2 separate regions of the Homo sapiens genome follow, and region 2 is linked to region 1. Evidence: chromatin contacts called from ENCODE Hi-C or POLR2A ChIA-PET data. All regions are on one chromosome and are shown on one strand. Each heading gives the region's core, a stretch centred on a gene start or an enhancer-like site at or near the end of the contact. The rest is flanking DNA. Distances are from core to core; before and after follow the strand shown.

Region 1 (2,596 bases), core at 48-2,547:
AAAGTGCTGGGATTACAGGCATTAGCCACCATGCCCAGCAGGAAATACTCTATTCTAGTGTCAGTGGCATTCTTTTTGCTTCCCTCATAATCCTGGACCTGCACAGGATTAGAATTTCAGTCACTTTTTCCTAATGAACCATGTTTAGGTTTTATCACTTTATAATGCTCTCTTATTCTTCTCCAAACTCAAAGTCTTATTTCCCTGTGGTTTTCTTCTTCTCACAGGTTCCTCTTTCCCCAAAGGAACAAAGAAAGGATGGATGGGTGGGGTCCTTTGAGGCTGGATATGGTAAATGCTACAGAGATTGAGTTAACCTGGAAAAACTGTGGTTTGAAACAGGAAGTGACTCAGTTTCCTTGAATAGGTGAGTGAGGTCTAGGTACCTTCCTGCCAAGTAGAGCAAGTTGAATTCATATTTTATAAATAAAGGTGCTTTTCTGCACATGAATGGTACTGTGCATTTTAAAATCCTACTATACACGAATACTTAGGGGATGATTGAACTGGAAAAGTGGAGAAAGGGTAAGATTGGTGGGGTCAGTATAATGGAGCATATATTGTTTCTATATATATATATATATATATATATATATATATATATATATATTTTTTTTTTTTTTTTTTTTTTTTGAGATGGAGTCTCACTCTTGTCACCCAGGCTGGAGTGCAATGGCACGATCTCGGCTCACTGCAACCTCCGCCTCCCGGGTTCAAGTGATCCTCCTGCCTCAGCCTCCTGAGTAGCTGGGATTACAGGTACCTGCTATCACGCCTGGCTAATTTTTTTTTGTATTTTTAGTAGAGACGGGGTTTCACCATGTTGGCCAGGCTGGTCTTGAACTCCTGACCTCAGGTGATCCATCCGCCTTGGCCTCCCAAAGTGCTGGGATTACAGGCATGAGCCACCATGCCCAGCCTTGTTTTTATACTTTTAATCTAAGAAATCCATTTGCACAGGCCCAGCCCATGGATCTGTGAGTCTAGCATGTAGTATTTCTTGGTGAGAGAAACTAGGGATTTCAACTATGCACAAGTGGGGGATGTGGGAGGGGGAAAAAGAAAACCATTCTAAAACATTTAAAATTTACTGTTCGTGGTTACAAGTTTCCTTAGGAGACATAATATTTTTTTTTCTCTAGTCTAAAAAAATAATTTGGACTAACCTCAAAAAAGCTGGGTTTAATGTTTCTCAGACTGTTTCCAAGCAGACTAAAATACCAACAAACTCATATCCACAGGGAGAGGTTTATGGTTCACCAAGTTTGCATGATTCATGCTGAAGAACCTACACGCCTGAGATGCATGGATGTGCCTTCTGAATGCAACGTGGGGAACACACACACCCAAGCAGTGGATTCTTTAGAAGGGCTGCCTGACGTGGAGGGCCACTGTGGAGAAAGTGGAGTCACTGAAAGGAAGACAGGAGAAAGAGGACAGGCAGCATTTCACATTCATTTTGGATCTGTATGGGAAAAGCATTCTGGTAGCAGCTTTGGAAATTTGAGTTGGATCAATGTCTGAGCCAACAGTTTCAGATGCTTATTCAAATCCTCTTCAAAGCAACAGCTCTTGAGCTTGAAAAGATGAGTTTTAAACATTAAAAAAAAAATAGCAGGAAGGAGCCATCAGGATAGCTGGGCCAACCATGCTCAAACTGTCAGAGTTGGAGAACTAATTTAATACAAATGAAAGAGCATTTTAAATGGTCCCTATGATTAAATATGTTATTATTATTTTTTGAGATGGAGTCTCGCTCTGTCGCCCAGGCTGGAGTGTAGTTGCGTGATCTCAGCTTGCTGCAACCTCCAGCTCCCAGGTTCAGGCGACTCTCCTGCCTCAGCCTCCCAGATAGCTGGGATCACAGGCATGCGCCACCACACCCAGCTAATTTTTGTATTTTTAGCAGAGACAGGTTTCGCCATGTTGGTCAGGCTGGTCTCGAACTCCTGACCTCGGGTGATCCTCCCACCTCGGCCTCCCAAAGTGCTGGGATTATAGGCGTGAGCCACCCCACCCAGCCTAAATATGTTAATTTTTATGAAAAGGCTTTGTAAATTCTAAAGTGGTATAGTGACACCTGTTACTATTGCCGTTGTCATTTTCACTTAGTCATCATGCCGCCCAGCTACAGCAGCCCAGAGGTGATGTGTCACATACCTCACTGTTGTGGCCCTCTGGCCATGAGGTCTAATTACAGATGGACATGGAACTGTCCTGAGATTTCGTTCTTTCTGTCAGAAAATAATCATAATGCTCATTTGAATCACAGAAATGGCTACAAGTAAACTAATAAATGAGAGTTGTTCTCATAATAGATTTAAATTATTTCTTAACGTTTCCATTGTCATCTCAAATCATTACATGGGCATTGGATACAAATGATGCTAGCACCCTCCCTAGTCAGTAATGACACCATCATATTTAGGACATCAACAACCCGAGTAATGACTCTTTTTCACAATTTAGCCTTTCAGGCACTCACCCTAGGATGTTTTTTTGACTTGGCAATGTAATACATTGGGATTTAGAAGTTATCTAAAATTTTTCACCTTGTAGATAAGAAATCTGAGGAAATCAACATTTCCAGCTGGGT
Region 2 (2,596 bases), core at 70-2,569, 48 kb after region 1:
AAGGGCTGAAAGTAGATCCCCCTTTTCCATGGCCTCCAGGGAGTGGCTACATCCTTAGCTGTATGTTGGAAGCCCACACTGGGCACAGATATTTTCACAGCCATAACCAGTTATAGCTTTCAGCAAAGGGCAGATTTCACCAAGCTTTTCATTTCCCTTCTTTATTTTTAGGTGTCTTTTATATTGTTGAAAGACACCACTTGGCAGCAAGGTCCCATGAGTCAAGGCCAACTTGCCACATAGTTGAATACAGGCAAAAGTTTTTTTCTCACCAGACAGGAAATGTAACAGGGGTATGGAAATTATTATAAAACCATGCAGAAATACTCACAGTTTTGGTTTGGCAAGCAGAGGTGGTGGCTCCTTAGTGGGTGAAAGCAGGACAGCTGGTGTTGGAAGAGATTTATTACTGTTAGCTTTGCCGTTAATCAGTCCATTTACTCCACGGCTGGGATGGACTCCGTTCGTTTCCCTCTCAGCAGCATTGAATTGCATTTGAAGGGCTGCCCTGCTCAGGCCTAACTCAGGGTTGTTCACCTGCTGGATCTCAGATGGTTTCTTTGAAGCCAACTCCAAGGAACTTGTCTCCAAGATTGGAGGGGGAGGTGGAAAGTGTTGGAAGTGGTCATTGTTGGATTCTCCCATTGACTCGTAACTACAGTTTTCAGTGTTGGCTAAGGAAGGGGAAAGAGAGGAAAAACATAAGAAGATGCCACTAGTTCAACAAGTGATTTCACACTGTCAGAGTCTTCTGAGAATCCCTGTGTTGTGTGAAGTTGTTAAAGAAGAGGTGATTGTGCTGCTCTCATCTGACGCAGAAGCACTGCCAGCTGGAGGGCCTGGTTCTTTCAAGCTTGTTTTGAACGAGTGCTACCGTTTCATTTCCTGACTGAGCTCACATTTGGGGAACCCAGCTACCGAATCATAAAAATTCCAAACAAGAGCTAAAGATAGAACTTGGCAAAAAAAGTGACAACACAAACAGTATCAACCAACAATGCTTTGTCCTCTCACGTTTTGGTCCATGGGTCCGACTGAACATCCTAGCTGTCACTACTCAAATTGGCTCAAGCTGTAAAGGTTTTATGTGGATATTCATCTAAAGCTAGGGAAGGTAAACCTTGGAGTCCAAGTAAAATTTCATAATCTCATAAAAATATTTTTTTCCATATTAGGTGATTGCTCCAACTATAACTCAGTACGAAAGAGATTTTTATTTGTTGCCCTCAATAGGCTGAAAGCATCTTGAGATCACGTCTTTTTTAGATTCTGCACCTTGCCCACACAGCCCAGCAGAGCTCCTGGCATGCACTCAAAAATGCTTATTGAGGTAAACAAAAAGCTCAGAAATAAAATATTTGTTGATTATGTTTGACCTATAGCAGATTTACTGCAGAAACAAATGGAAAATATTACACACAAATTTTTGCCACTCAGACTTATAGAGCCCAGGGTTTTGGCCATATTGTTTAAACACTGCACTCCTGCTATGGCCATTTGATGGGACAGTGTTGAAGCCAACTCGGAATCAAAACGCTGGGGTCCTCTTTGCTCTGTAACTCTGATCCTGACACTTAGGTTTCTTTCAGCACTTACAGTAGTCATTCACAGAAACCATTTCCCACTTAAGATGACCCTCCCATTTCTTTTCTTAATGAAGATGAAAAAGCATTTACAGTTGCCACTCTAAGGTCCCTAAATAAGTTTTGGTTGTGTCTCTGCTGCCACCTAGCACCAAGTTCTTGCTCTTCTGAAGGAATCCAAGTACAATTCAGTTGTTCTCTCCAAGTCCGTATCATTTAACAAATGACCCATTTATTGATTCCCTACTATGTACATTATGTTCCAGGCTTGGTCAAAAACATATTTTAAAAATATCTTTAAGATGAATGGCAGAGATGAGGCAATTAAAGTAAGCTAATGCTCATTAGTAACTAGAAAACAGACAAATAAAAAGAAAAGAAAAGAAAAGAAAAAGAAAAAAAGCTGTTTCATATTGCCTTCCCTAGTGGTAAGTTTTTGAGTTTAGAAAATATCCATATATTTTTGAAAATTGACTTCAATAATACAATACATTGCTTTCTTTTTCATATTAGTTATATACTATCATTGATACAGACTATCAGTGAAATTTGAGTTTGAAGGCCTTTACAGCTTCTCTGAGTTTTATCTTGTATTACATTTTATACAAGAAGGCTTATCTTGTATTACCTTTTCAGAAGTTTCAACAGTGGATCAGACAATGGCTTATTTGTACAAGTATCTCCAGATCTCATGTGTTGGCACTGCTGAGAAAGTGACTGCACCTCTGATGCAGAGGTGGCTTTCCAATGTGAATATGATTCTAGGTTAGCGGGAGGATGTTAGGAAACCAGCTCCATCGTTTCCAAGACCAAGACTGCACGATTTTAAAGAAAGCCCCCTGTGTGTTCAGTTGCTACACGATCATTATCTTTTTGTTTGTCATCTCCACTTCACTCCTTCTTCTCCCCTCCCCTAAAGCCTTTGTTTCACGATGAACTTAGATTGTTAGGGTGACTCCTGGAGTGGCCAGATTCCTGAAGGCTGAGCTGAGCTCTCTTCCTGGGACAGTCGC

The links. Hi-C counts contacts between places; a loop is a spot of excess contacts on that map. ChIA-PET counts read pairs that join two places held with the same protein, here RNA polymerase II (POLR2A). Pooled maps may share reads with other maps.
Region 2: a map of posterior vena cava shows a loop between it and region 1 (35-fold over the local background). The contact joins two enhancer-like sites. A Hi-C loop is called at or near these places in 7 of 168 maps with a recorded cell type or tissue (aorta, ascending aorta, cardiac septum and 2 more) and 8 of 50 pooled maps. POLR2A ChIA-PET finds 5 or more read pairs at or near these places in 5 of 52 experiments (MCF 10A, PC-3, PC-9 and 2 more).

What each region holds. Positions count from the first base shown.
Region 1 is chr4:168,757,217-168,759,812 of GRCh38, reverse strand. The region is part of intron 10 of PALLD (palladin, cytoskeletal associated protein); the gene reads right to left. Among named protein-coding and RNA genes, the nearest start is that of PALLD-AS1, 110 kb to the right of the region's middle. RefSeq lists an enhancer at 1,419-1,919. Within about 2 kb of position 1,297, at least 4 of the 41 ENCODE cell types and tissues checked have a DNase peak (open chromatin) inside an H3K27ac peak, as active enhancers do; they include ascending aorta, where a contact is called at or near this core.
Region 2 is chr4:168,709,659-168,712,254 of GRCh38, reverse strand. PALLD (palladin, cytoskeletal associated protein) reads right to left here. Exons shown (of 22, transcript NM_001166108.2): 10 at 332-674. Among named protein-coding and RNA genes, the nearest start is that of PALLD-AS1, 62 kb to the right of the region's middle. Within about 2 kb of position 1,319, at least 10 of the 41 ENCODE cell types and tissues checked have a DNase peak (open chromatin) inside an H3K27ac peak, as active enhancers do; they include ascending aorta, where a contact is called at or near this core.